2 separate regions of the Homo sapiens genome follow, and region 1 is linked to region 2. A link is a loop called in an ENCODE intact Hi-C map of the cell type or tissue named here. Cell type or tissue: PC-3. All regions are shown on one strand. Links, peaks and the distances in the headings refer to the core of each region. The heading gives the core; the rest is flanking DNA.

Region 1 (10,440 bases), core at 2,206-6,205, 82 kb after region 2:
ATATATAACTTCAGAATTTCTGGAGAAATTGATGTATGGGGTGGGGAGCCCTTTAAAAGTAAGAAGTTGGGCTGAGGAGAGTCAGATGTGTTATTCATCATTACTCTCTACATTGATTAAATTTATTAGATGACTAATCATAACCAAAGATTGTTGGCAGGAGAGAGTATGAGAAGATCATTTCATCCTATTATTCAGCTCTGTCTTTAGGCTGATCTCACACTCTCCTGAGGAAAGCTTCAGCAAGTTTTATGCTGAGTTTCATTAGTGCACAGAATAAAGTCCGTTGTATATTACTGCTTTTAAGCAAAACAAATCAAAGTGCCTTAGCCCAGATCATTCCCCCAGCATTATATAATATAAATGCCCAGAAACAACTGCTGGGGAAATCCCACATTCTCATCTTCAGTCTAGGTCATGGGATCAGAGTTAGAATGTAAGAGAAAACATTTAAACTGGCCCCTTAAATGTCTGTACATCAGAGTTCAAGGAAGTGACTCCACAATGTAGCTGAGAGTGAGAGAACTCCAACTGTAAAAAAATACTGAATTTTGCATCTATTGGGAAGATAAATGCAGAAAATGAATGTTGGCATTTCCCCTTCTCTTTTATTGGTAACTGGTGTAGTATATGTTGGCAAAAAGAAATAGTGACTGACAGATAAAGTAGACTGTGAACCACCAAATAACCTCTAGAAATTTTTAACAATGATGTTCCTTTAATATATTATAGCTTTTCAATTGCCGGATAAGTGACTTCTAACTAGAAATAGCTCATATCTAATTACGTTAACATTTTAACTTTTAAATTTGGGATGCACAAAATATGTAAAATTATATATGTATATATGTCATTTGCTTTTTTTTCCTCAAACAACAATGATGTATATAACCAGGTGGTAAAACAATCAAGTCACAGATCCAAAATCATGTTTGTTAATACACAGCATTTTTGCAAGACCAATATTAAGGAGTGTTTAAATCACAATTCAGAAAATATATACATTTTTTCAATTATTTTCTTAGAAATTATTTTAATAGTTGAAATGCTGCATTATTTGGTTATTTATAGGTGGCAACCATCTCTCACTATACTAGATTCCTTTTTCATAGGAAAATTAGCTAGTAGTTCTTTTTAAATTGGCACTGCAGTTCAGACCTACAAATTAACTTGTACAATTGTAAACATGTAATGTCTCTAAAATACACTGCTGTGTGGTGAAGCCTAGAAATTATTTCAGTTCCTTTTAAAAGAACATTGCTCTTTTAAATAATAATGCACAAATAATGGATAATAATGCACAAATTGAGACGTTGGGAATCTAGTTTACTTTTTGTGTTCTTCAAAGAGTTAGGCAAAAGTATTATTTGATTGTTTTAATTTTGACTATTGGCAGTGCAAACAGGAGTTAGGGAAAAGAAGCAACACCACAGTGCTTAAAAGCATAGGCTCTGGCATCCAAATGCTTACATTCAAATCATGACTGCACTATCAGCAGTGTGACAATGGACAAGTTATTTAAACTTCTTTATCCCTCAGTTTCGTCTCTGCAAAATGAGGTTAATAACAATATCTATCTCAAATTGTTGTGATGTACAATGAATTAATAATATTTATAAACTACCTAGAAGAATGTCAGAAATAGTAGAAAGCACTATGTAAACATCTGATAAACATAGTTGATTGTTAGGGCAACAATTCTTTATGCCTTTGGAAGCTGCTATCAGTTTCATGTAATCATCTATTGGATAAAACAGCATTGCTGTCCTTTGATTTTTGGAACTTTCTGTATAACGGGACCAGGGAGCTAAGAGATGGATAGCCACAGTAGTATGTTTGAGCTGGCTTCTACTGGCTTGCAAGAACTTTGTGAGCCAATTGTCAAACATAATCATTATTAATAATTAAAATATTTAAACTGAAAATTATATTAAAAGAAATGGTAATAAATATTTTAAAACCTAACCACTTCCTAATTATTTTCCTGCATTTTACAATTGTCTTTGTTCTTGAGGTTATTTACATCTGTTGTATCTAAGAATTGTATGTCATGGTGTATTACTATGCATTTCTTCCCATCTCCGTATTCAGTGACATCACATTGGTAGCTCGAAATAGGCATAGTATAGTATTTACACTATGAAACTGAGCAAATGTTGCAAATCAAGGCTTGCCCCCACCCCCAATAGCTGGTTGTTAAAATATTTACCATCACACTACTGGATCAGGGTCAGAGTGTCCCATTAGTTTCTGTTATTCTTTTGCTGAATGTTATCATGAGTAAAACAGAGACTGTATTGAGGAAAGGATTGTAAAAAAAAAATGTGCTTACGCCTTAACGGAGGTTTCCCCTATAAACACTTTCCTATGTTAGGCATCCAAAATACTCTAAAATCACCAGAACCATAAGCAATGAAGAAAGGGCTGTTAATTTCATTACTATTAATAACAATGGTCTCCTTTCGTATATCATTGTGTAGTTACATGTTATCTAATAAGGGTATCATGCTAACCCCCTAAGCTAGAATGGTAGCTGTTATCATCACTACTATATAAATGACAAATCTATTTATATAGAAAGTTCAGATTCCACAAGATTATTACTTTCCCACGGTTATTCAACTTGCAATTGAAGAACATTACATATGGATTCAGATTTTCTGACTGCAAATCAAGTGAAAATTCCATTTATGTGATGAATGTTATATTCTTTAACAAAGCCTTATTAATTGTGAGTTAGAGATATCTCCCCCCACACCTCCATGTTCCCTCCCTCCCTCCCTCCCTCCCTCTGTCCTTCTGCTCTGCTCAGCATGTTGGATGCTAAAAGTTAAACCTATTTGAGTTTGTAACAATTTTGTAACACTAACAAATGTTTTTCAAATACATCTGACTCTGTTATTATAGTATATTTAATCAGCCCCCATTGATGGTTATTTAGATTATTTCCAATTTTTTGTTTTTACAATGAACAGTCTTGTCAATAAAACATATCTATAGGATAAGTTTCTACAAGAAAAATTGCTGGATTAAGCTATATGGAGATCGTTCAACATAGTGATGAAGATCTGGGCTCTTTCCCCTGCTAGCTGTGTGACCTTGGGAAAGTTATTGAAATTTCCTGTGCCTCAGTTCTCTATTGCTAAAATAGGGATAATAGCAGTACTTCTCATAGATTCTTTGTGAGTATTAAGTGTATTGGTACATGTATGGTGCTTACAACAGTGTCTAGAATCTAACCACTCAATAAATGTTAACTCATTATTATTAGCATTGAAAATTTTAGATAGGTATTTACAAGTTTCTCCTCATAAGTGTGTTATACTTAATACTTCCATCAATATGAGAATGACTGTCTCTTCACACCATCAATGCTGTGTCTAATTAAACTACTTTTTAATGTTTGCTAATCTGATAGATGAACATGGTATCTCATAATAACTTTTTATTTCTCTAATTAAGCATGAAGTTAAACATTTTCACATGTGTTCATTTGTGTTTCATGCCCTACATGTTTCACGTTTTGCCTATTTTGTTATTTGTTATTAATCTTATTATCGATTTGTAGGAATTCTTTCTGCATTAGGGAGTTCAACCTTTTTCTGTGCTATGACTTACCTTCATCGTGTTCCATATTTTTTTTGTAGAACTTATTCCTATTTTTAATAATGTCTTTATGTCGATTTCAAGCTTCATATGATCAAGGGTCATGTCTATTTGTTTATCACTGTATATTGAACATCTAGCAAAATGCTGAACACATAATAAAGGATCAATAAATATTTAATGAATGATACATGGGCCAGATATGACAAAGAAAATATTTGATACATAAATAGACTGGGAAATTAGAAAGGAACTATTTTGTCTGGAAATGTAATGACTTTGGTTTTGGATATGTTGAGTTTTAGGTAACAGCCACTATTCTAAGTTGAATGTGTTTAAGACTCTTACTTTGGCAAGATACTCATGAAGATTTTGGAGTCATCACTGTGAAGTTATTGATTCAAAACAGATGATCACTGATGGAAAGAATGTTATGGGAGGGTTCATAGACAATACTTCTAATCAAAAGCAATTTCAGGTAGTTATAGTTGTCATAACGTTTTTAAAACAAATATGAAAAGAAAAAATAGAAGCATTGTATATTTCCAAGTATAAAGATATGGTAAATGTAGGAAAATTTTAAAACAATAATGATTATTGAAAAGTATTTAGATAATGTTAGTCATATCCAAATCACTTATTATGAAGAAATGAAACCTTTACTAAGGGAAAACTGAGTTCATCAATAAGCTGGTGGAAATCAGAAGTCCTATTTTTGTATAAGGTAGGCTATTTGTGTTTTTAGTTTGTAATTGGACAGTGATTGTTTTCTATTAGTGAACTATCACTGAGAGATTAATTACTATCATTTTAGTCTCTAGGTCTGTCTTTTATATAATAGATTATATGAAATCTGCATGAACTGTAAGAAACTATTCAGTCTCCTAAAAAGAAACACTTATTTTCTCAGAACAGAGAACATCTTCTAAAATAAGTTATACATGTTATTTAATATGCAGGGATATCTTTATGGCTGCAGTCACTGAATAACCATTGTGACTTAAATGCCTGTGAATTAGTACCTTTATAAGTCTGTTATAAAGTTATAATTCTTTTTTAATAATTGTAAGGAAATAATCAAGGCAGAAATTCTATTCTGATGGCACAGGGGATGTGGTAATCCAATGTTAGTGTCAATTTTCACATGATCCTGTAGATTAAAAGATACTGTCTTGAAAGTGTCCACTTTATTTTTATTAGAACGTATCTGTGACTTAAGAAATTAGAAGGACAGACACAGTTGTACTGATCAGACAAATTATTTAGCGGGCAAAAATTGTAGTCACATTAGAATAACTTCCTACTTAACTTTTAGCTGCCTTTGTCTTATTGATTGGAAATCCTGTTATTTCTGAGCATTTTTGTCATGAAAGCAAGGTTCTTAGGTACAGTCATCATTTTCTTCCCTCCAGGTGAGGGGCTTGTCAGTGATGAATGAAGTAATCTATAAAAGAAGATGCAGAAAGTGTGAAGACAGAAAATAAATCTACTTGAACTGGTGCAGCAGAGCAGTTTATCATGGCGCATCTGGCTGAGCATGTGCTTGCAGTGAACACTAGAGGAGACATATAGTGACAGTCACTAAGGGGCTTTTAGGGAAGCCAGTCATTTGCTTAAGCCAGGCTCTAGGAAGTGCTTATTTTCTACTTATAAGAGGAACATTTGTTCATTAAGAGAGAATAGAAACTTCAAGGTGGCCTGTGTTAATATACAAAGGAAATAGTTACAGAATTTTTGCTCAAGGTGTGTATGACTTGTGGTAAAAGACTGGAAATAAACACAATGCAAATTGTATTTCTTGGTTTTCATAATTACAAAAACATCATCCTTAGAGTTGCTTCTCAAAGACTTCACAAGAAGCAAATGGCGATAGAGTAAGGTTTTATTTCATTCAAATAGTTACTGTTAGGCCAAGCACGGTGGCTCACAACAATAATTCTATCACTTTGGGAGGCCAAAGTGGGAGGGTCACTTGAGCCCAGGAGTTTGAGTCTAGCTTGGGCAACATAGTGAGATCTGGTCTCTACAAAAAAATTTAAAAAAGATTAGTCAGGAATGGTGGCACGTACCTATAGTTCCAGCTACTTGGGAGGCTGAGGAGGGAGAATCACTTGAGCGCAGGAGTTCAGAGTTGCAATAAGCTATAATTGTGCTACTGCACTCTTGCCTGGGCAACAGAGAGAAACCCTGCCTCTAAAAGCAAGCAAACAAAAATAGTTACCATTCCTGCACTTTTGCTCTGCCCCTTGCTGAGACTTGGGGAAAGGAAGTCAATGATTTGTTGTTAAAGGTCGGTTACTTTCCAGAGAGGTAGGCTACCTGAGTCGTGATAAGCCAGTGTCAAAGAACTCATCCAAAAATTGGATTAAAATCCTTAGCAGTACTTGGATGGAACAGAGGGGTGGAAACCACTGTGTTCTAGAAACGTAACACCCAAAATCAGAATGTAGGAGAATGTGGCTGCCTCAACTTGGGGCTGTTCTCTTGGTATGATGAGGGCCAAAATGTACTCATTTACAGAAATATGGCCAAATATTGCTTGCTTACGTCAATCCACATCTCTTTATAGCTAACTATTCTCAATCCCATTACAGAAATGGAAGCTAAGTTTAGCAAATTGTTTGGCCGTTTATGTTTAGTGCACAAAATTCTTAATTAACAAAGTAAAATGCCACAATCCATTGTAAATCACTTTGCTAAACTTTCAAACTTAATAAGGAATTTTGTCTTGTCCAAAAGCTACTTTCAAACCCCTGCTGATCTGGCACTCATGTCTGATTCCCTGTGGAGCTGAGTGAAAGAATGTAAAGGGAGCCAATTAAAGAAACTTTGAGCCAGAATAGACAAGCAGAGGCCATCTTGTCCATCCTTCTGCCTTCAGGCAAAAACCATCCACTGCAACACAAATTTTTGCTTGAATCCTGCTGACAAAAATGCTCACCACATGTAAATGACAAGTCATAATCCAGTTATTGCAACTAAAGCAGATTGTTAACTGCTCAAGACTTATTTATTGTGTTCTAAAGATGCTGAGTATGAAAGCTCATCTGAATTGTCTTAATTCCCCCTTTCTAGAAAATTATTTTGTATAAGAAATGTGCTCAAATAATTGTAAAGATGAGGGAGGTTTGTGTCCAGGAAATAAAGTTATCTTTATCATCTTATTAAATATATTTTTGGTTTCCTTTCACTGTAGGTTTACCTTATGGGTGGGAGGAAGCTTACACAGCAGATGGAATCAAGTACTTCATCAAGTAAGTACAAGCATCTCAACCAAGTAAGCAATTTTCTTCACATCTGGAGAGAACCTGGAAGTTGCAGAATAATCAGCAAAACTAAGAAACCTTCTTGGAGGTTACAAAAATTAGTAACAAGAAATGAAGCCTCACCATTTTCGTTTCATGTGATTTAAATGCTAATATCAGATATCATTTGGGGGAAAAAACCTGGTAATAATTTCTAGGGAAACATCAAAAAATTGGAACAGGATCATCATTTGAACTTAGGCTGGCTGCCTAAATTCACTTGCTGGCTAATAGTATTAGTGTTTATGAAAAGTTAATACCTAGCAAAAAAATCCGTTTTGTATATCTTTGAAAGTTCTTAACAATAATGCTAATATCAACATTTTTTAATGCTTTAAAATGCACACAGTTCATTCTGCAACTATTTTTTGAGCATTTGCTGTTTGCCAGGCAGTGTTCCACGCCCTGCAGATATAGTGGTGAAATATATAGACTGGTTTCTTGATAGCATAGAATTTACATAATAGAGAGGAAAAACAGACAGTAGATAAATAACTTGAGATAAATAGGACAGTATATGAACAAACCTTACCTCAGTGGATTCTCAGAACAACCTCTTGAGGTATGTATACCTTGTCATTTTTTCTGTTTTATAGATGAAGAAAATAAGAGTCTTGAGTAGTTACCAAAAAATCTATCACTACTTAATTACCAAGTCAGAACTAGAGTCAAAGTCTTCTGACCGCAAGATTCTACTATCTGCACTAGACTGTCACTGATAAAGACCCATCCTTAAAGCCTGAACAGGAATACATTTCCTAGATGCTGAACTGGTTAGTTTTGCCCTGGACAGAGCACTGTGATATACTTCTACCGTTTCCTGAAAATTCCTTTTATGTCAGAATTGACATTTCGAGAGCACAAAGGGGAATCCCAACAGACTCCTAAGAGCCCAGGGGACTCCTTTGTGTATCCTTTTAGCAAAGTATACTTGGTATGCATTTTGGGAGGAAAAGGGAGACATGTCCTTGCTATCCCCTTTCAAATGTGCAAATATTTTACAAAGCAATATCCAGATTTTGGATTCTCATGCCCCGCAACTTTACACAGTTCCTACATCTCTGTTAACCTCAGCTTTCACATCATATACTGAGGGGAATATTACCTACTTTATAAAGTTGTTTAATCTTAAGTACCTAGCATAGAACTTGGAACACAGTAGATGCCCAATAAATAGCCATCATGAATTTACAATATGGAGAAACCATCGTGGAGGGGAAAAAAAACCTGAACAATCATATGACCATTAAAAACATTGAGAATTCAAAAGCTTTGTATTTGAAAAAATTTAAGGAAAAACTAGAGATAAACCTGGCAAAGTGTTTTCATGCTGAATTTTTTTCTTGCAATCTCTAGCATGAAGTGATTAATCAGGCAAAGGTGTTGTTTATAACATTTGAAAGAAAATGAACTTTTGGCATAGAGGACCCAGGAATTCCATGTGCAGATTACATTTAGTGCCACACTCTTTACTTCCAGAATCAGACCTCTTCTGGAAGGGGCTCTCTAGCATGCAGGATTAATCATGTTTAGTTTCTGGAAGATTTGAATCACTGTACTGTAGGAATGGCAGGAAAATGAAAAAATGCATTCAAATCTGTGTTGCATTTCTTTCTTTCTCTCTTTTTGATATTAACTTTATAAAGGAAAAGATGAGGGCATGAGCATTTACTGAGCACTAGCTTGTGCTTAATAGCCAGGAATATGCTAGGTGTATTTCTCTATGCATTATATCATTTAATGCTCTTAACAATGTGGAAAGTAGGTGTTGCTGGGCTCTTATTGGAATGGCATTATGATGGTAGTGAGCTGCATCTTGCCCTTAGCCATGCTTTCTCCTAGAAGGTTCCCCAAAGAAATGCATGATTAAAAGAAAGAAAATTAGCATTCATTATTAACTGGGGTTCTGCATTCAGGATCCTTTGAAATGTCAGTAAATGAGTCTGGATCCTGTGGGGAACTCCTTTACCTAAACCTAGCTGTCTGTCAGTATATCCTAACCCAGAGTTGAATGTCAGAATCTAACTAGTGCCTTAAGAGAAAAAAATACTAGGGGCACAGTTACCCAAAACAGAGAAAGCAGGAACAAGTGATGGTCAGCCAGAGAGTTGGTTTGTCTCCTTACCTGTTACCCAGCTAGCTTAAGCCACTGTTCTTTGCAGCCTGGAACAATAGCCTTGGGCTGGTCTCCCACTATAAGGGAGAATAGAGTCCCAGAAGAGGAGATAAAAGGGAGTCAATAAGCCCTTTGGCTGCCCTGGGAACCAACTCAGTGTCTGTGGAAAGAACAGAGAGATGCTACATTTATCCTAACCCCATTGCTTTGCTCGGAAAATATACCCCCAAAGGGTGTGTTTTGGAAGTCCATCAATTTTTTGTTTCCTTGACCTTAGTCTTGACACATAAGGAAAACAGAAAAAGAGATGATAAAATAAATGTATTCCCCAAAGGGCCATAGTAGATCTTATTGTCTTACCATTTCATTAGGAGAAACTGTTAAAAGAGGCTGTAGTCATCAAGGTCACACAGTAATAAAATTGCAGAGCCAAGATTCAGATCCAGGGTTGTCTGGCCCCAAAGCCACCTGCACACACACACACACACACACACACACACACACACACACACACACGCCTCACCACCTCTGTATCCTCATGTTAATATAGTATGTTGACATGTGACAAGAAAGACACTTCAAACAGATCTTAATTTAGGAAGAGCTCTATACTTTATCCATTTTAAAACAGCAGAATAGAAACTTGGTTGTAAGAATAAGAAGTTGTCTTCCAGAGATTAAAAAAGTCAAAGAGTAGAAATAGGAAAATCTAACAATATGCCATTACTTCTTTTACCCAGCCTCATGAAGGAATGGGGTGTTTGGCATAAGTTAGTTTTTTTTTGTTGGAACTTAACCCTATTCAAGCACCAAGACTTATTTTAGTTAACTGTTCTTGATGAAAGTCTTACTTTAATATATGTTACACACTTCCCTGACTTCTTATACAGAGGCCAGTGAACAAAATCCTTATGAACATCCATCATTATACACAATACAGTGAGTTCTACAGGGGATATTACGCTGTATAAGACACAGTAGAGACACAGCTGTCATCTCTTGCTTCTCTCAGTGTCCCTGTTCCTCTCCTCATGACCATTCTCTTTGCCCACTCTCCACAAGCCACCTTCTTCCCCAGTTTTGTACTTGAGGACAGGATGCCAGATAATGAGGCTAATTTGAACTGCTTGTAAATAGCCTTTGAATGTGGTTCTGCAGGAGTGCTTATGTAAGTCAAGTATGATACATAAGTTCTGTTGCAGGTGGATTTGATTACAGGAAGGCCATCTGGTATCAGGGAAAGAAGAGCATGGGCTTTGGACTTGGAGAAACTTTAATTAAAATGACACTGTCTACACAAAATAGCTAAATAAAATAGCTAAACCTTAGGCACATTTACTTAACCTCTCTGGGATTAATTTCTCCATTTATAAAAAGGAAAGTATATTAGCACTTCATAGGGTTCCTGTCCAG
Region 2 (10,440 bases), core at 2,875-6,874:
TAAGCCTGGAATATCTTAATATGCCAGAAAATAAGGACGTGCTCAAAATGACAGGGGCATATCACAGGAACTAGCTTGAAGGGGCTTCCACTGGCCAAATATGGAAGAACTTGAGTACCAAAATAATTTAGTACAGTAATGTATTGCAGACTATAGAAGAAATCGTAATTCACGGTATCATTCGTAAATTGATTAATTAATTAATAGGGAGAAAGGAGTACTTTTGCCTATAGTAGGATGTTGAATACTGACTGGTAATTGCAGAGAAGCTGCTAGATTTGGAAATCAGTATTTTATATCTATTTTAATAAAGACTTGATCAGGCACAAATCATTCAATGCTAAATTTAGGGAAAAATTTTGATGAAGAGCAGAATATTTACATGGTTTTAAAGTATCTCTCTACAAACTGCTTATTAATTGCAAGGGGGTAAAATAGCAGTTATACAGTGGAGAAATCAGAAAACACCTTGACTAAATGTTGCTAAATGTGCTAAATGTTGATATCACCAATGAAGAACATTTGGGCATTGTGTGACTCCAAATATGATGCCCAAAAAATGACTACAACATCACCTGTGTAATTTTCTGGGCGAGAATGTGTAACCTGAATCTAACCATGAAGAGATGTCAGGCAAGCTCAAAATGAGAGAAAGTTTTGTTTAAAAAAAAAAAAAAAAAAAGACGTGTATGACGTGTGTGTGTGTGTGTGTGTGTGTGTGTGTGTGTGGGTTGTATTCTTTAGAAATGTCAATGCTATTTTCTTAAAAAAAAAAAAGGTAATAAAAGTTTACAGGTTAAAAGATGCTAAAGAGACGTGAAAACTAAATACAGCATCTGACTCCAGACTGGATCCTCTACCGGAATGGGAAAAATGCTATAAAGGATATTATTGGGTCAGTTGACAAAATTGGAATACAGATGGTAGATTAAAGCATTGAATTGATGTTAAAATTCCTAAATTTGTTAACTGTACTGTGGTTATATAAAAGAATATCCTTATTCTTAGGAAATATGTGGTTATATAAGAAAATATCCTTATTCATAGGAAATATTGGAGTTTTTAGGGATAAAGGACCATGATATATATAACTTACCCTCAGATGGTTAAAAAAGTGCATGTATATTTATATATACATGTGTGTTATTTATACACATATATGTAATTGCATTGTGTATAAATATTACATATATGAATAAATATGTGAGCGAGATTGAGAACATGCAAAATCTCAGCCACAACCACTTACTATCAGTGGCTTACAAGAATATATTGTTTCTCACTCATGAACATGTTGGCAAAAGGATGAACCTGGGGAATTAGGTAAATCTGGGTAAAGGATATGAGGATATTCTTTATACTATTCTTGCAGCTCAACTGAATATTTGAAATTATTTCCAAAGTCAAGTTTTTTTAAAGTCCTCTATTTTCGGGCCAATTTTCGGACCCTCATTTTATTAAATATTTTTGTACTTTAATTGATATGACTTTTTAGTGCTTTTCATTCTGTATCTTTTATACCTCCATGAGTTTATATGGCCAGATCTTTTTACATTTTAGCGTTTGCATCCTGAAAATGGACATTTACAAATCTTTCTTGTTAGTTTTTATATGTAGGATAAATTAGGGGATTTTTCTCCTAACTTTACATTTTTCTTTTCTCCTAAAGGCTTGGAATATATAAACTTTAGAATATCAGCCATGATTGATAAAATAATAATTGTATTAAAGGCTGATGTAAGATGTGAATCTAAGGAAAAATAGCAGTTTTTTTCTTTTTCTAGCAGTACCTACTTTTTCCACATGAGGCCCTCCTGTATTTATTTCTGTGAAAGGATTAGTTTCTGTTATTAAGAAAGGTCATGTCTGCATGAATAAGTAATCTAAGGCTAATTTGTATTAGAATTTAATAAGACAAAAAAATGAATATATGAAAAAATATATAAACAAAAGAGAGAATCTTATATGGTTCACAGTGAATTGGCCAAACACAGTGGCTCACGCCTATAATCCCAGCACTTTGGAAGGCCAAGGTGGGTGGATCACTTGAGGCCAGAAGTTCAAAACCAGCCTGGCCAACATGGTGAAACCCCATCTCTACTAAAAATACAAAAAAATTCGCTGGGCATGGTAGCACATGCCTGTCATCCCAGCTACTCGGAAGGCTGAGGCACAAGAATCACTTTAACTTGGGAGGTGGAGGCTGCAGTGAGCTGAGACTACACTGCACTCCAGCCTGGGTAATAGAGTGATATTTCATCTCAAAAACAAAACAAAAACAAAAACACAGTGAATTGGCCTAAGGATAAGTGCAGTAGATAATGGGGTTTGGAGTTATACCTTTGGTTTATACCCTGACCCTGCTCCTTGCTAGCTTTTGACCTTTGTCAAACTACTTCACCTTTATGGGTCTCAGCTTCCTCATCTGCAAAATGGGTTTGATAATGGGATCCTTCACAATAACATTAGAGGTATTAAGATAATACACATAGATGATAATGTGTATAGCACATACCACTCAACAAATATTACAAATAATAGAAGAAAAAATATTAAGAGGTGGAAATGATTTGTATTAACTATTTAATAAAGAGGAGGAAAATGTAATTTTAACTGAGGGCATAAGGGGACTTTTCATAGATAAGGTGGCACGTGAGCTGACCCAGACACAGAAAGGCAGAGCATTTCAGGCTGAGAAAACAGCATGAAAATCATGGCATAAAAGGGGAAATTTGCTTGTGTTTGTGGTCAAAATAAACCTTTTCTATGCTAACTTTAAGTTATTTGTTAATATATTTCTGTCTTCATGTCTGAAAAAGTGTTAATAGTACCTACCTTACAATTTTTTCATAGGACTTGAGAATTTAAGAGCCTAAACCTGTCAGGAATCTAATTTTGAATACTAGTTTTGACATGTATTCTTTTATCAACATCACTATCAAAGGCCCAGGAACATAAGGGAAACACGGAAAGATGAAGCTGTTAGGAAATGACATTTGGGTGGGTGTGTTGGGGCCTACACATATAAGCAGTTGAATACCAGCCTAAGATCTTAGAGGACTGCCATTTAAAATATTTGACAAGGAGAGAAAAATGAACAACTGTCTCCACGTATAATCTGACCCCACTCTTTCTTTCATACTCCATAACCAACTTGTTGGGCCTACTTTTTAGAAATCACAGAATTTTGCCACTTTTCACCACTTCCATCAGTGGTCTAAGCCGCCATCAGGTCCCACCTGTGTTGCTATTATAGCTTCCTACCAGATCACGCTACTTTTACCCTGCCTCACTCCCATACTGTCTAATCTGAACAAAGCAGCCAGAAATATTGTTTTAAAACTGCACTTAGAACTCTCCAGGACTTTCCATCTCAGTCAAAGTAAGGCAGAAATGCTGCAAGTAGAAACCTCCAAGTAACTGTTAAAGCCTATGAGGGCCTACATGACCTGCTGTCCTTTCCCCATCCTAACACTCCTTTTAAAGTACCTCAGCTCTTTCCACACTTCTCCCCTCCACCCCTTTACTCATTCTCCAGCTCATCTGGTCTCTTTGCACCATCTTTCCTCTGACCCTTACTGTGTGTGGAGGAGTTTCTTTTAGTATAACTATTACTATCTTACATCTTAAATAATTTACTTATGTTTTGCTCTTTATCTGTGTCCCCCAACTGGAGGGTAAGCTTCATGAAGACAGCTATCTTGGATTTGTTCTCTGATTTATCTTACAACAATAGCTGTTATTAGGTACTCAAACATTTGGTGAATGGATAAAGGGATAAATGGAGGATATACTTTAAGGTTAAACTGACAGCAAGTTGGGAAGTAACCGAAGATCAGATAAAAGGCTGTTGTAATAGTCTAGAACAGCAATGTCCCTTAGAAATATAATGAAAGCCACAATATATTGCTATATTTTCTAAGAGCTACATTTTTAAAAAAGGAAAAAGAAACAGGTAACGTTAATTTTAATATATTTTATTTAGTTGGATTTATCTAAAATATTACTTTAGCATGCAGTAATATTTTTAAAATTCATTATGAGATATTTTTACTTTTTTATACTGTATCTTTGAAATCTAGTGTTTTTAAAATTTAGAGCACATCTCAATTTTTACACTGAATTTTCATTGGAAATACTGGATCTGTGCTTAGATTTAATAAAATTTACAGTTGAAAAAGTAAATTCACATACTCAAATTGTTCCAAACTTATTTTAAAAGTTTCTAATGACTGAATTGAATACCAAAAATCTTTTTCTTTTAATGTTTACATCCACACTAACAAAACTATTTTATTTTCTAAGAAGAATTTGTTTTTAAGCAAGATCTTTTCAAAGCTACATCTGTTAAGTACCGTCACTAATTCTTGTCAGCTCAGTATTATTAGCATAAAATTCAAGCCTGTGAGATGGAGGCTGCAGTGAATTATGATCATGCCGCTGCACTCCAGCCTGGGCAACAGAGGAAGAACCTGTCTCAAAAACAAACAAAAAAACTGGCCAAGCCCAGTGGCTAATGCCTGTAATCTCAAAACTTTGGGAGATCTGCCAAGGCAGGCAGATCGCTTGAGCCCAGCAGTTCCATTCCAGCCTGGGCAGCATGGAGAACCCCCGACTCTACAAAAAATATTAGCATCAAATTCAAGGAGTATTACAAATAACAAAAGCAACTCTAAATTTAGCAGTATGAAGAAAGCATACTTCAAAATTTTTTCAGTTTTCATAGCCAATTTATGTAACACTATCAATAATTAAGATCTGCATATTAGCTTATAGTAGAAAAATAGGTAAAGTCATTATTTTTTATTTATATTATGAAAAAGTTCAATTTCACTATAAACTCTTATACTTATCTAGCTTCATAAACTTTCCTTTTCCTTGTAGTTTGTAGTTTAACTCATTTACATGCACTGATATTAGTGAGAAAATGTAAATCACACTGCCATTTTCTTTTGTCTGGTTACTGAATAATAGATGCACCTTCCTTTTGTTTAAGAAAACCTTTAATTGGAGTTAAAAGTACAGAAAATCTTCGTAAATCTCTTTCATAACTCAGCCAAGAAGTATTGGCAAATAACATAGCATCAGAAAATGTATTGTCCTCCTTTTTTCTTTTAACAGTTTTATAAACTACTGATGACTCAATTTACGTGCGTATACTAAACAGTGTTAGCAACTGTATCTATGATGCTTTTCATAAAATCAGCTTGAGAAAACTAAGCACAAATATTTTCAATATGTATCATACAGTGGAATAAAACAATAAAGCAGCCTCTTTCTTCTTTGAAAATGTCAATACATTCAAATTTGGTTGTTGTTGTTGTTTCTAATTTTACTTTGAGTTCTGGGATACATGTGCAGAACGTGCAGGTTTATTACATAGGTATACATATCCCATGGTGGTTTGCTGCACCTATCAACCCGACATCTAGGTTTTAAGCCTTGCATGCAGTAGGTATTATCTTTATGCTCTCCCTCCCCTTGCTCCACCGCCCGACAGGCCCCAGTGTGTGATGTTCCCCTCCCTGTGTACATGTGTTCTCATTGTTCAACTCTCACTTAAGAGTGAGAATATGCAGTATTTGGTTTTCTGTTCCTGTGTTAGTTTGCTGAGAATGATGGTTTCCAGCTTCATCCATGTATCTGCAAAGGACATGAAGTCTTTTCTTTTTTATGGCTGCATAGAATTCCATGATGTATATATGCCACATTTTCTTCATCCAGTCTATCATTGATGGGCATTTGGGTTGGTTCCAAGTCTTTGCCATTGTGAACAGTGCCACAATAAACGTACTTGTGCATGTGTCTTTATAGTAGAATGATTTATAATCCTTTGGGTATATACCCAGTAAGAGGATTGCTGGGTCAAATGGTATTTCTGGTTCTAGATCCTTGAGGAATCGCCACACTGTCTTCCACAATGGTTGAACTAATTTACACTCCCACCAACAGCGTAAAAGCATTCCTATTTCTCTACATCCTCTCCAGCATCTGTGTTTCCTGACTTTTTCATGATCGCCATTCTAACTGGCATGAGATGGTATCTCATTGTGGTTTTGATTTGCGTTTCTCTGATGACCAGTGATGATGAGCTTTTTTCATATGTTTCTTGGCCGCATAAATGCCTTCTTTTGAGAAGTGTCTGTTCATATCCTTCACCCACTTTTTGATGGGGTTAATACATTTAAATTTTCGATGCAACATAGCTGGAGCACCATTTATCATGATGAAAACTTGTTTTTTATTATCTACCTGAAACTTTTTTGACAGATGTAAAAGGGTTAAAAATATCTACACTGCAAGTTTGATTTTTTTAGGCTGCAAATCAACATTTTATCATAAGTTTGGACACCCTTTGAGGCAGTACATGCCTGAAGGATGAATTTGGTAGTGTCTCTTGCATGATATGGCCCACTGAAAGCTATTTTAATCAATTGATCGTTGATATTCTTAGAAAGTTCTTATAGTCGATGGGCATTTGTTTTATTACTTAATTGAATATCCTCCATTTTTTATGAAATACGTTTCCCAGTATTTTTATCATAACTGAAATTACTATCTCAATCTAAAAATGGTTTTCTTTTTTGTGCAAAAATTCTAGCCATTTTATAGTTACAAATGTTGGACATTTACTTCTGGTGACTAATTTTATTTATTTATTTTTTTAACTGCTAATACGAAACTTCTTATCAAATTCACCATTAATTTGCAAAAATGGCTATTAATATTGCTCACTTTATATATATTTCAAAATTTTCTTCTACAGTAAACACACTTTTTGCAAATTGCAATTGCATTGTTCCAGTAATATTACTAGCTAATTTATCTCCATTTTATTCTGCATCAGTAGTATGTCTTCACTTTACATTTAATTTAAATTTAATTTTGTCCATACTTATTTTATGGACAAATTTTTACTAAATACAAAAAATAAATATAGCCTAATAAAAATAAGTATTTTAATTTAATTACTAATATGATTTACCTAGGTATCATTGTAACTCAGGCTGATTGCATAAAATATTCAGATAAGCCTACTGTGTGTACATATTGGTGTGTAAAAAAGGATTTATAATTAATTAATTTTTTGACACTGGCCACATCAGTTACGTGTTTATGTATACTACTCAACTGACTCATGTGCCTGACACAGACATTACAGTTCAACAATAATATCTTAAATGATGCAGTGATTACAGTGAGTTAGAGTTCTACCAAAACAGTAAAGTCTTGTTTTGTGAAAAAATAGTTTACATTTCTTGAGTTTTTAAACTTAAATACAAAATAATTATAATTAAATTAAAAATTTGGTTCCTCAGTCAACTAGCTATATTTCAGGTGCTCAGTAGCCACATATAAGTAGTGGCTACTGTGATTGGACAATGCTGATCTAGAACTCTACATCCTTTCTACTCAGAGTGGTCAGCAACAGGAGAAATATCAGCAATCAGGAACTTAGAAATGCAGTCTTAGGTCTCATCCCAGATCTATAGAATCAGAATCTACACTTAACAAGTCTTCAGGTGATTTGTTTACACCTTAAAATTTGAGAAGCTCTTGTCCAGAAAATAGGCAATGGAGGATTTAACTGGGTAATCATAATAGTAATATACCAAAAAGGTCTATGCAGAAGACACCATGAGGATAAAGTCCACCAGATTTAACAGTCATAAAATGTGCAGTAATAAGGAGAAACAACAGTCAAGTCTTTGTAGTTTAGTGACTGAGAGGCTGTAATGATGCAATCAACAAAATAAGATAAATGAGATTGAGGGTAAAGATGTGTGGATTCAGAGTAGTACTTAGTATATAGTTTCCAGTTTAAACAAAAATAATTAAAAATACATGTATACATCTGTGTATACAAACCCACATGCATACATACTGAAACACCATTCATTTCATTAACACCGTAAAAAAACATAGACTACCCAAAATCAACCCTGAAAGTGTCCAATTTTAAAATATGTTGACCATGGATACTATTCAGCTTTTCTTATGTACATAGAATGATATTATTTTGTTAAGAGGATTTTGATGATACAGACCTATTGTTAATGAAAGAGTTCCTATGCTTTAGTGAAAATACCTTTCCATTTTTCCAAAGATTGATTTCTTTTTTCACAATAAATGAGTCTTTAAAAATTATAAATACAGAGTATGTATAACTCTTCTCTTAAAAATTTTTAAAAACTAGAAATTTAAATGGTGTGAAATTTGGCAGTTTCTTTCCTTTGATATCCTTTTGAAGATCTTGACACCAAGTTACTACAGTACTAATGATCATCCCATGTAAATTCCTTAAGCACATAGATAACCTAATTATTAAAACAAGCTGTGAAGGGCTCATTTTTCACTGGAAGGATCACCTTCATTGTTTTATTCAATCAAGGATAGCTACCAGAATACCTACTCACTGTTTTGAAAAGAATTGGCTGTACTGTTCTCTAAAACTCAAGTATTTTTATGAGTTTTTGTGTCTTACAGAATAACCGAGCTTAAGTTTAAAATCATGAGCACAATTTCCCATGAAATTGTTGTTATTTTTTCTTCAAGTTCTAACAACTTTTCACAGGCATGGGCCACTCTTAGCGACTTCCTTTGATCAACAGCTTTCTAAAGCCTACTCTCACACTTAAGTTGTTTTTAAAGTTTCTTTCAGCATAGTATTATGACCTAAGGCAGCAATGAATTGGTGAACAGTCCAAAGCCAAAATATTTAGCTTGTCTGAACCAGTCTTTGCCCTAAAGAAACATGGGATATTAAGCATTTGGCAAATTCTCTGGGTTCAGATAAGCCCACTTGTAGTTGGCCTCACCTGTGTAAAGGTTGAGTTCAGTTCTTGAGAAGAGCATGAAGTCCTGAGGCAGAAATATAAGGTCAAATCAACACAGGATTCTCTGTGGACAATTGAGGTTGAACATGAATCAAGTAACAGCTAGTGCAGCTGACATGTGAGCTATCTTAGTTTTCAGATGAAGCAACAAAGGAAACCAAGAACAAATTAAATGTGTCTTTAAAAGGAACAACAATAATAAGTGATTCCTAAAGTACTTTTCACATTTTCACACTTTTAAAGATTGTGTTTCTTGTGTATTCATTTAAAAAGCAGCAAAGCCTCTAATTTTCAGAATTGATGTGATTTCTCTTATTTTTCTTTAGTGATTAAATTTTTACTAGTTTTTCAGTATAGCACTAGTAGGTGTTTTAAGATGCTATCTCATCTTCAGAGGGAAAAAGAAGAAAAATACATATATTTGTCAGTCTTTTCTGTTCTAAAAGCATGCTGTAGTAAAATGTTCCTGTTTCCATTTCAGATAGTCACTGTGGCCTCAGAATGCCAGCTTTTATTTTCTACCAAAAACCCTCTTTACTCAGATCCCTCATGCTATTCTTTTATTGCCACAGCCACATCCTACCTGCTCCCCTAACACCTGGCAAACACTAATCTGTTCTATATCTCCATAATGTTGTCATTTCAAGAATATTGTATAAATGGAATCATACAGTATGTCATCTTTTGGGATTGGTTCTTTTTACTCAGCAATAATTCCCTTGGGATTCGTCTAGATTCTTGTGTGTATCTGTAGGTTGTTCCTTCTTATTGATGAGTGCATTTAAAACTGGTTAAATCTAAATAAAGTTGTGGGTTGTATCCATGTCAGTTTCCTAGTTGTGATAGTCTATTACAGTCATGCAAGATGAAACTACTGGGGGAGGTTGGATAAAGAGTGCATTCTCCTATACATGCCTGTAATCCCAGCACTTTAGGAGGCCAAAGTGGGAGGATTGCTTCAGACCAAGAGGTCAAAATCAGCCTGGGCAACCAATCATGACTCCATCTCTACAATTATCTTAAAAGGCTTTTTTTTTTTTAAATATATATTTTAAGTTCTGGGATACATGTGCAGAACGTGCAGGTTCGTTACATAGGTATACACGTGCCATGGTGGTTTGCTGCACCCATCAATCCATCATCTACATTAGGTATTTCTCCTAATGCTATCCCTCCTCTCACCCCTGACCCCCTGACAGGCCCCAGTGTGTGATGATCCCCTTTCTGTGTCCATGTGTTCTCATTGTTCAACTCCCACTTTTGAGTAAGAACATGCAGTGTTTGGTTTTCTGTTCCTGTGTTAGTTTGCTGAGAATGATAATTTCCAGCTTCATCCATGTCCCTTCAAAGGACATGCACTCATCCTTTTTTTATGGCTGCATAGTATTACCTGGTGTATATTTGCCGCATTTTCTTTATCCAGTCTATCATTGATGGGCATTTGGGTTGATTCCAAGTCTTTGCTATTGTGAATAGTGCTACAATAAACATATGTGTGCATGTGTGTGTGTGTCTTTATAGTAGAATGATTTATAATCCTTTAGGTATATAACCAGTAATGAGATTGCTGGGTCAAATGGTATTTCTGGTTCTAGATCCTTGA

The links. Peaks named below come from ENCODE experiments on the same cell type or tissue, not always from the same donor. Only the 100,000 strongest peaks of a DNase experiment are listed, where the experiment ranks them.
Region 1: a loop joins it to region 2, with 5 times the contacts of the local background. A loop is called at or near these places in 1 of 110 quality-filtered maps.

The regions. Positions count from the first base shown.
Region 1 is chr17:55,134,508-55,144,947 of GRCh38, forward strand. It overlaps STXBP4 (syntaxin binding protein 4), which reads left to right. Exons shown (of 18, transcript NM_178509.6): 17 at 6,803-6,860. Among named protein-coding and RNA genes, the nearest start is that of HLF, 130 kb to the right of the region's middle. In PC-3, for the core only: no CTCF peak of the experiment used is centred there; no DNase peak of the experiment used is centred there.
Region 2 is chr17:55,052,223-55,062,662 of GRCh38, forward strand. All of the region lies in intron 12 of STXBP4 (syntaxin binding protein 4), which reads left to right. Among named protein-coding and RNA genes, the nearest start is that of STXBP4, 89 kb to the left of the region's middle. In PC-3, for the core only: no CTCF peak of the experiment used is centred there; a DNase peak (open chromatin) is centred at 4,499; H3K27ac peaks cover 1,770 bases.